Regions from separate parts of the Homo sapiens genome. Here region 2 is linked to region 1. Evidence: chromatin loops called from intact Hi-C (ENCODE). Cell type or tissue: mammary epithelial cell. All regions are shown on one strand. Links, peaks and the distances in the headings refer to the core of each region. The heading gives the core; the rest is flanking DNA.

Region 1 (5,373 bases), core at 298-5,297:
TGAGCCCAGATGGTGCCATTGCACTCCAGCATGAGTGACAAGAGCAAAACTCCATTTCAAAAAAAATAAATAAATAAAATAAAAAATAAAATTTGGATTTCATATAGGTTTTTTTTTAAATTTGTTTGAGACAGGCTCTTGTTCTATTGCCCAAGCTGGTATGCACTGGCGTGAGCATAGCTCATTGCAGCCTCCAACTCCTGGGCTCAAGTGATCCTCCTACCGCAGCCTCCTGAGTAGCTGGGACTATGGGCATGTGCCACCATGCCCAGCTAATTTTTAAACAATTTTTTGTAGAGACTGAGTCTTGCTGTGTTGCTCAGATTGGTCTCAAACTCCAGGCCTCAAGCAACCCTCCTGCCTCGGCCTCCCAAAGTGTTGGGATTACAGGTGTGAGCCCCATCTAGTTTTTACATGTTACTTTGATAGTTTTCAATGTGAAAAAAAGTTAAAATGATTCTTAGCTTACAGGCCTTACAAAAACTGATGGCAGGCCAAATTTGGTCCACTGGCCATAATTTTTGCCCTACAAAATGGGCAGGTTGTGGTGGCTCCTAGGCTCAAGCGATCCTCCTTGCCTCAGCCTCCCAAAGTACAAAGTGAATTACAGGCATGAGCCACTACACCCTATTTTCCTTCTGATTATTCAGTTTTTGGCTACCACGAATAATGCTGCTATGAAGATTCTTCTGCTAATATCTTAGGGAACATTGTCATGAATTCTAAGGACTGGATTTTCTGGGTCACTGAGTCGACAAATGTTTAATTTTCATAGAAACTCCCAGTTTCTTGAACTGGTTGTTCATCTTACATAAAAGATGGGACAAATTTAAGTGGTTTCATTGTAGAATGAGTTTTCTTTCTTTCTTTTTTTTTTTTTTAGAGACAGAGTCTCACTCTGTCCCCCAGGTTGGAGTGCAGTGGCACAATCTTGGCTCACTGCAATCTCTGCCTCCCTCTGGGAGCCTCAGTTCCCTGCGCTAAAACACAGGGTTTATCACAGCACCTTCCTCTTGAGGCTGTTTCAAGGATTAGCTGGCTGCCTTCAGGATCTCCAACCCAGAGGTTCCCCTTCTAGGTGTGAAGCCCAGAGACACCCTTGCTCATGTGCACAAAAGACAGCAGGGGTGTAGGGCAGGGGACAAAGTACACAGCAGGGGACTGTTTAATACATGATGACGCTACAAGGCAGTGGATCGCCAAAACAGGAGTAATTCTTTTTTTTCTGAGACAGAGCCTCACTCTGTCACCCAGGCTAGAGTGCAGTGGCGCAGTCTCGGCTCACTGCAACCTCCGCCTTTCGGTGATCCTTCTGCCTCAGCCTCTCCAGTAGCTGGGATTACAGGTGCGCACCACCACATCTGGCTAAATTTTATGTTTTTATTAGAGATGGGGTTTCGCCATACTGCCAGGCTGGTCGTGAGCACCTGGCCTCAAGTGATCTGCGTGCCTCAGCCTCCCAAAATGCAGGGATTACAGGAGTGAGCCACCGCACCTGGCCCAAGTTTTCTTTTTTTAATAAACTGATTGAGAAGTGAACATCTTAGCTGCCACAGGGTGGCCGAATCAGAAAGTTAGGTTTGCTGTTAAATATGCTGGCTTAGAGAAGTACTGCTGAAAACACTGATCCCCCAGGTCCCTTAGAATCAGAGAGTCTGATTTAATTGTTCTGGGTGGACACAAGGAATTGGCATGTTTTAAAAGCTCCACCATTGATTCTTATGTGGCTCAAGTGTGGGTTTCAATACTTCCTCCTTTTAACATTGTGAAACGAGTAATTTTTCTTCCAACATTTTATTATGAAAAATTTCAAGCATAGAGAAAAGCTGAAAAAAAATTTTTTTTTTTTTTTGAGACAGGGTCTCACTTTGTCATCCAGGCTGGAGTGCAGTGGTGCAATCATAGCTCACTGCAGCCTCAACCTCCTGGCTCAAGCGATCCTCCTGCCTCAGGCTTCCAAATAGCTGGAACTACAGGTGTGCACCACCACTCCTGGCTAGTTTTTGTGTTTTTTGTAAAGACAGAGTTTTGCCACATTGCCCAGGCTGGCCTCGACCTCCTGGGCTCAGGCAATCCTCCCTCCTTGGCCTCCCAAAGTGCTGGGATTAGAGTGAGCCACTGCACCAGGCTTAAAATTTTTTTTTACAGTGTACATCTCTAACCATCCATCACTTCATCTTTTTTTCTTTTGAGATGGAGTCTCACTCTGTTGCCCAGGCTGGCGTACAGTGGCACAATCTTGGTTTACTGCAACCTCTGCCTCCTGGGTTCAAGCGATTCTCTTGCCTCAGCCTCCCGAGTAGCAGTAGCTGGATTTACAGGCGAGTGCCACCACACCCAGCTAATTGATTTTTAAAAGATTTTTAGTAGCGATGGGGTTTCACCATGTTGGCCAGGCTGGTCTCGAACTCCTGACCTCAAGTGATCCACCTGCCTTGACCTCCCAAAGTGCTAAGATTACAGGTTTGAGCTGCTGTGTCCGACCTATTCTTTTTTTTTTTTTTTTGGGTGGGGGTCTCGCTATGTTGTCCAGGCTGGTATTGAACCCTGGCTAAGGTGATCCTCCCGCCTCAGCCTCCCAAGTAGCTGGGCCTACAGACGTGCACCATCATGCCTTGCTGTAATTGTTCTATTTTATTATTAGTTATTATTGATTTATTAATGTGCCTAATTTATAAATTAAACTCTATCATAGGTGCGTATGTATAGGAAAAAGCATAGTGTGTAGGGTTCTGTACTATCTGCGGTTTTAGGCATCCACTCCGGGTCTTGAAATGTATCCCAGGCAGATAAGAGGTGTTTACTATAGTTTTGAGTAATGAAGGGAAAGAACTTGGGAACCAAATGGAAAAGAAGCTGAGAGCTTACTTGCCACCAGGGGGCAGTGTAGGCCGTGGGAACTCCAAGGCCAGCAAGCTGAATGCTTTACAGGATTCCTTCTGGGTTATGTTTCTTTGATGGGGGTAGTTTCAGGTTTAGCTGCTGCAGGCAACAGATGAAAGAAAAGCTCTGGGGATGTGTCACAGACATGATGCATCATGGAAGGGAAGAATGAATTTGTTGAAAGAATTTGGGGTTAGGCAGGCTGGGCTGTTGCGGAAATCACTCGACAAGTTTCAGGGACAATGAAGGCTGCTTTAGGTCAAGATGTTATATGTTCCCCACCCACAATTTCTTATTTTGAATTTTTTAAAATCTACATTGAAATAATAGTACAAAATATAACAATACACAAGCACAGGCCGGGCGCGGTGGCTCACGCCTGTAATCCTGGCACTTTGGGAAGCCGAGGTGTGCGGATCACCCGAGGTCAGGAGTTTGAGATCAGCCTGGCCAACATGATGAAACCCCGTCCCTACTAAAAATACAAAAATTAACCGGGCATGGTGGCACGCTCCTGTAATCCCAGCTACTCAGGAGGCTGAAGCATGAGAATCACTTGAACACCCAGGAGGTAGAGGTTGCAGTGAGACGAGATCGCACCACTGCACTCCAGCCTGGGCCACAGAGCAAGACTGTCTCAAAAAAAAAAAAAAAAAAAAAAAAAAAAAACAAGCACAAATTTCATCAGCCATCAGAGCAATTATGTCACTATAGGTCATGAAACTTTTAGAACCGCGCCCCTCTCCCCCAAATGTTTTTGGGGAATGCGAGTGAAAATGGGCAAAAAGTCCAAAAATCGTTTTGATTTTGCAGAATGTCAGGGTTCTCTAGGCTATACTTTGAGACTTCCTCTTTTACAAAACCTTTGTCACGTCTAACAAAATATGCAGTAACTTTTTTTTTTTTTTTTTTTTTTTGAGACAAGAGTCTCGCTCTGTCGCCCAGGCTGGAGTGCAGTGGTGCGATCTCGGCTCACTGCAAGCTCCGCCTCCCGGGTTCATGCCATTCTCCTGCCTCAGCCTCCCGAGTAGCTGGGACTACAGACGCCCACCACCACGCCCAGCTAATTTTTTTTTTTGTATTTTTAGTAGAGACGGGGTTTCACCATGTTAGCCAGGATGGTCTCGATCTCCTGACCTCGTGATCCGCCCGTCTCGGCCTCCCAAAGTACTGGGATTACAGGCGTGAGACACCACGCCCGGCCAATATGCAGTAACTTTATATCATTATTAAATATTCAGCTGTGTTCAGATGTCTCCAATTACCCGAGGAATAATTTTTACAGCTTTTTTTTTCTTTTTTCTTTCTTTTTTTGGTAGAGATAGGATCTCACCATGTTGCCCAGGCTGGTCTCAATCTCCTGGGCTCAAATGATCTTCCCCTCTCGGTGACTCAAAGTGCTGTAATTATAGGTGTGAGCCACGGTGCCCAGCCTACGGCTGTTTTTAGGAACCAGGATACAATTGAGCTTAGTGTTTGGCCATTATGTCTATTTAGTCTCTTTTGTGTGTGTGTTTGTGTTTTCTTTTTCCTTCTTTTCTTTTTGTTTTGTTTTCTTTTTTATTATTTATTTATTATTTTTTATTTATCAAAAATCTTTTTGGATCTAGAACAGTTTCATATCCTTTTGCCCCAGGATATTGACTTTTTTTTTTGAGACAGTCTCGCTCTGTCACCCAAGCTGAGGATATTGACTTTTGTTTTTTGTTTTTTTTTTTTGAGACGGAGTGTTGCTCTGTCACTCAGGCTGGAATGCAGTGGCATGATCTCTGCTCACTGTAACCTCTGCCTCCCAAGTTCAAGCAATTCTACTGCCTCAGCCTCCCCAGTAGCTGGGACTATAGGCATGTGCCACCACGCTTGGCATGCTTGGCTAATTTTTTTTTTTTTTTTGAGGCGGAGTCTCACTCTGTCACCCAGGGTGGAGTGCAGTGGCGTGATCTCAGCTCACTGCAGCCTCCGCTTCCTGGGTTCAAGCAATTCTCCTGCCTCAGCCTCCCGAGTAGCTGGGATTACAGACATCACCACCACGCCTGACTAATATTTGTATGTTTTGTGGAGATGGGGTTTCACCATGTTGGCGAGGCTGATCTTGAACTCCTGACCTCAGGTCATCCACCTGCCTTGGCCTCCCAAAGTGTCGCGATTAGGCGAGCCACCGTGCCTGGCTTCGGCTAATTTTTGTATTTTTAGTATGGATGGGGTTTCACCATGTTCACCAGTCTGGTCTCAAATTCCTGACCTCAAGTAATCTACCTGCCTCGGCCTCCCAAAGTGCTGGGATTACAGGCGTGAGCCACCGTGCCTGGCCGCATTTAATACATTTAACCTACTGAACATTATAGGTTAGCCTACTTTACCTTAAAGTGGTCAGAACATTTACATTAGCCTACAGTTGGGCAAACTCATCTAACACAAAGCCTTGTATTTTATACAAGAGTGTTGAATATCTCATGTAATTTATTGAATACTGAATTGAAAGTGAAAAAC
Region 2 (5,301 bases), core at 302-5,301, 270 kb before region 1:
TATATATTTGAGCAGAGAACTGAATGAAGTGAGGGAATGCCCCATGAAGAGAGTGGAGGTGCAAGCATTCAGGAAGAGGGAACAGAAAATGCTAAGACCCAGAGGCAGAAAAAAGCTTGGTATGTTTGAGAATCAGCAACAAGGCCAATGTGATAAAGCAAAGTAAATGCAAAGGAAAGTGATGGGAGGAGTTTCGCCAAGATAGGAATAGACACACAGAAAGAAAGCAATAGAGAAAGACAGACAAGAAAATTGAGACCCAAGCTGAGACTGACCAAGAAAGGCTCATAGGCAAAAAAATTAGGAGCAAAATGATGCTAGCTGCAGTGTATGGAGTGCAATTTGCATTATACATTTTATTATTTTATTATCTATTCACATATACATACATATGCATATACTTTTTTTTTTTTAGTTGAAGTCTCACTCTGTCACCCAGGCTGGAGTGCAATGGCACGATCTTGGCTCATTGCAACTTCTGCCTCCCAGGTTCAAGTGATTCTCATGCCTCAGCCTCCTGAGTAGCTGGGATTACAGGTGCCCACCACCACGCCTGGCTAATTTTTTTTGTATTTTTAGTAGAGATGAGGTTTCGCCATGCTGGCCAGGCTGGACTTGAACTCCTGGCCTTAAGTGATCTGCCTGCCTCAGCCTCCCAAAGTGCTGGAATTACAGGCGTGAGCCACCATGCCTGGCCCATATATATATATTTTTTATTATGGAAAACTTCAAACATGCAGATATGAACATAAGGGTATAATAATCTACTTTTTATTGTGTAACAACCCGCTCCAAAAGTTAGTGTCTTAAAATAAACAATCTCATGATTGAGGCTTGACTGGGCATTTCTGCTGGTCTCTCCTGAAGTCATTCACATGGTTGCATTCTGTTAGGACAGGACTGGGGCTTTAGCCAAGATAGCTTCATTCTCCCTGCATGGCCTCTCCATGTGACTAGCTTGGGCTTCCTTACAGCATGGTGGTCTTCTAGTTCTAAGGGTACAAAAGCAGAAGCTTCTAGTTTCCTTAACATCTGGACCTGGAACTGGTTCAGTGTCATATTTGCCACATTCTATTAGTCAAAGCAAGTCATGAGCCAGATAGACTGAAGGAGAAGGAACATACTGTTCCTTTTCGTGGGAGAAGCCACCTGCCAGTGCAGGGAAGGGAGGAGTCACTGGCAGGCAACTTGGGAGACAATGTATCACAAGACTTTAACATAGACCAGGCCTGCTGTTAGGGCTCCAGACATTCTCTCTCACCTAAGCCTCAAGCAGCCCTGTCACATAGGAAACATAATCCCTCTTTTACAAGTTTCACAGAGCACACAACTATGGATGGCAACTAGGTTTGAACTCAGGTTTGTCTCTAAACCAGGCTGTACGTATAACATATTCCATACAAAAATAAAGTTAGGCCGGGGGTGGTGTCTCATCCCTCTAATCTCAGCCCTTTGGGAGGCTGAGGCAGGTGGATCATCTGAGGTCAGAAGTTCAAGATCAGCCTGGCTAGCATGGTGAAACCCCGTCTCTACTAAAAATACCAAAATTAGCCTGGTGTGGTGGTGCATGCCTGTAGTACCAGCTACTTGGGAGTCTGAGGCAGGAGAATCGCTTGCATCCAGGAGGTGGAGGTTGCAGTGAGCCAAGATCGTGCCACTGCACTCCAGCCTGGGTGACAGAGCGAGACTCTGTCTTGAATGAATGAATGAATGAATGAATAAAGTCAGTGGTCACATCGAGGCTTAAACCGAGGTCTCTAGACTTCCATATTGTGAGATATAGATATCTGTATATCATATACATCTGTATACACTATACATCTGTATACTATGCCATATACTATACTACATATCTGCATATACTATATATAGAGTGTGGGTGTATGTCTCTGTGTAATAACATAATATACATACATTTTTAACTGGCGGGGAACACAGAGATACAAAGAAGAAAATAAAAGCAGAAATGAAGAAAAAAGGAGAAAGGAGAAAAGCATGCACTTGGAGACTAAGACCAGGAGATAGAAACAGAGAAGCAAGACAAGGCGCAGTGGCTCACACTTGTAATTCCAGCACCTTAGGAGGACGAGGCAGGAGGATGGCTTGAGACCAGGAGTTCGCGACCAGCCTGGCAACATAGTGGGAACTGATTTTATGACCAAAAAAATGTTTTTTAATTAAAAAGAGAGAGAGAGAAGAAAGAAAGAAAGAAAAGAAAAAAGAAAGAGAGAGAGAAAGAAGAAAGAAAGAAAAAGAGAAAGAAAGAAAAAACAAGGACAATGATATACAGAGAGAAAAATGAAGACTGAGAGCAAAGAAGAGACTGAGATTGATGGAATCACGAGGTCTCCCTCCTTTAGCCTGGAAACTCCACAAGAGCAAGAATTTTGTCCATTTTTGTTCATTACATATCGCCAACTCCTTGAGCAGTGCCTGGCACTCAGTAGGTGTTTTGCTCTATGTTGGCAAGAAACCAGGCTGGACAGGGAGAGTGTCTGCAGTTGCCTAAGTGAACACTAGGTGACAGTATTTATAAGCCCTGGAGCTTCCAGGCTCCAAGGTCCCAGAGATGGCGGTGGAGGATTTGCCGCCACTGACCTCTGACTTTCAGGATCTCTTCCTCGGGGCTCAGCCCTGCCTTTCCCTGCACAAGCCTTGGGCGATGAATGACCTTTCCGCCTGAGACACCCTCTTCACTCTCCTTCACCAGCCTGCCCAGTTAAACAACTCTTTGTCCCTGGCCCCTTCCTGCTGGGCCCCGAGGCACCTGGGTTCTTTCCAGGCCCGGAGATGGGGCTGCGACAGAGGTGGTGCAGCTGGGACAAGGCCAAGGAAAAATCCTGGAGACTCTGGAATCAGTTCTTCCAGTGTATGAGACCCAGCCCCTCCTCCCTCAGACCCAGGGGTCCAGACCCCAGCACCTCCTCCCTCAGACCAGCAGTCCAGGCCCCAGCCCTCCTCCCTCAGACTCAGGAGTCCAGACCCCAGATCCTCCTCCTTCAGACCCAGGAGTCCAGGCCTCAGCCCCTCCTCCCTCAGACCTAGGAGTCCAGATCCAGCCCCTCCTCTCTCAGACCAGCAGTCTAGACCCCAGCCCCCCTCCTCCCTCAGAACCAGGAGTCCAGACCCCCTGCCCCTCCTCTCTCAGACCAGCAGTCCAGACCCCATCCCCTCCTTCCTCAGACCCAGGAGTCCAGACCCCAGCCCCTCCTCCCTCAGACCCCCTCCTCCCTCAGAACCAGGAGTCCAGACCCCCAGCTTCTTCCTCCTGGACCCTTCCTCTTAGGCATTTTGAGGTCCTCTACTATTCCCTCTCCCTCTCTTTTACACAAACCCCTCTCTCCCTCCACTCCCCATTCTAGGATTGAGACCAAGGGTGAGTCACAAGAAGCCCTGAGGCCCTGAGTCACCTCGCCCTCCCCCCTTGGCCCCTCCCTGGGCTGGAGGCAGCTGGCTGAGGAGTGAAGCAGTTTCCTAGGACTGACCCCTGCATCCCAGGACTGCAGTTTGAAGGCAGGTGCCCTTCCCACTGTAACCCCATCACTGCCACCCAGGCATGTCCATGCCCATCCTTTGCTGTTTTTCTCTTTCAGTCATGGCCTATTTGGAGACAAAATTTCTCTGTGCTCTAACTTCCGTGTCTTGATTGTGTTTTCCGGTTTCTCTGCACCTGTGGGTCTCTTTGATTTTTTTTAATACATGCCCCCACCATCCCTGGCTGAATGCCTCGAGGTCTCTCTGATTATCTCTCTCTCCCTCTGTGTCAGTCTCTGTCTCCGTTTTTCACAAGTGCCTGAACTGGGGCACAGATGCCATGGCATGGCCGCAGCTGGAGCGCTATTTAGTGGCTTCTGACCCTTGGGTGGCCACAGTCTCTGGATCACTGGCCCTCAACCCCTGAGTGGGACTGGGGTAGAACCGGAAGGAACCAGGCTGTCCGTAGATGTGCCAGTGAACAGCAGAGAGAAACTGAGGCAGAGACAAGCATAGAGAGGCCCGGAGAGAGAGAGAGAGACCCAAGAGGAGACCAGGAGGCAGGGAGAGAGTGAAACAGAGACGGAGAGAAACACCGATTCAGCAAGAGACAGACAAAAACAGAGGGCCCTAGAGACGGAGAGATGGAGACAGAGTGAGACACGATGACAGAGACACAGGCAATGATGAACACAGAGAGAGACATGACAGAGAGACAGTGACGGGGAAAGAAGGAAACAGAGGAGCAGAGAGGGACACGAAGATGGAGAAAGGGACAGAGCGATGAGAGAGACACAGAGAGGCTAAGAGAGGCAGAGACAGAGAGACAGAGTGAAGAGAGACAGAGAGAGACAAAGGTACCAGGAGAGAAGAACAGAGACAGAGATAAAGACAAACCTGGCCAGGCACGGTGGCTTACGCCTGTAATCCCAGAACTTTGGGAGGCCGAGGCGGGTGGATCACCTGAGGTCAGAAGTTCACGACCAGCCTGGCCAACATGGTGAAACCTCGTCTCTACTAAAAATACGAAAATTAGCTGGGTGTGGTGGTGCACACCTGTAATATCAGCTACTCGGGAGGTTGAGGTAGGAGAATTGCTTGAACCTGGGAGGTGGAGGTTGCAGTGAGCCGAGATCGTGCCACTGCACTCCAGCCATGGGAGACAGAGCAAGACTCTATCTCAAAAAAAAAAAAAAAAAAAAAAAAGACAAACGCGGAGGTTTCCAGATCAGGAGAGACTGAGACAGGAAGCAAGTCCCAAAGAACCAGAGAAAGAGCCGGAGAGGGAGGAGAGAGACGCAGCGAGCCGGGCGGCCAGTGGGCAGGGGTGCCCAGGCTGCAGGCTCAGGAGTGCCCGGCGGCTGCACTTTCCCCAAGTGGACGCATGTGTGGTGTCTGGGCGCGCCCGGGTGTGTCTCCAGCCCTCTCCCGCCAAGTCTCGCCGAGTGGGTAATTGTGTGTGCCGAGGGGCGGAGCCCCCGCAAGGGTTGTGTTTTTGCCACTGGGCGTGTCCATGTGTATGGTTTGGTGTCTCTGGGTGTGTTTGTGTGGGCTGCCTTGGTGTGCAGTCAGACATGTCTGTGCGTGTCTCGCTTCCCTGGGGCTGGTGGGTCCAGGGTCCCACACGACCTAGGACACAAGGAGGGGGAGGGTTGTGTCCGCAGGTTCCTTGCAGAGGGGTGTGCATGAGGCCAAGGGCAGTGTCACCAGTTCAGTGCATGATGCTGGGAGGTGATGTGCGTCACCAGGTCAGTGCATGCCTGTGTGTCTCCACAGGAGGGTTTGATCTGTGTCGGAGCGTATGGTGTACAGATCCATGAGTGGCTC

The links. A loop is a pair of places that touch in the nucleus more often than their neighbours do. Peaks named below come from ENCODE experiments on the same cell type or tissue, not always from the same donor. Only the 100,000 strongest peaks of a DNase experiment are listed, where the experiment ranks them.
Region 2: a loop joins it to region 1, with 2.6 times the contacts of the local background. A loop is called at or near these places in 11 of 110 quality-filtered maps.

What each region holds. Positions count from the first base shown.
Region 1 is chr19:43,517,179-43,522,551 of GRCh38, reverse strand. The region is part of intron 3 of ETHE1 (ETHE1 persulfide dioxygenase); the gene reads left to right. Among named protein-coding and RNA genes, the nearest start is that of ETHE1, 7.3 kb to the left of the region's middle. In mammary epithelial cell, for the core only: a CTCF peak has its summit at 2,876 (motif pointing right); a DNase peak (open chromatin) is centred at 2,971; H3K27ac peaks cover 873 bases.
Region 2 is chr19:43,782,710-43,788,010 of GRCh38, reverse strand. No RefSeq gene overlaps it. Among named protein-coding and RNA genes, the nearest start is that of KCNN4, 4.4 kb to the right of the region's middle. RefSeq lists cis regulatory regions at 2,358-2,805, 4,806-5,272, enhancers at 2,311-2,810, 2,811-3,312, 3,300-3,594, 4,940-5,109, 5,250-5,299 and a silencer at 3,300-3,594. In mammary epithelial cell, for the core only: a CTCF peak has its summit at 2,513 (motif pointing right); DNase peaks (open chromatin) are centred at 2,540, 3,410, 5,020 and 5,210; H3K4me3 peaks cover 516 bases; H3K27ac peaks cover 2,909 bases.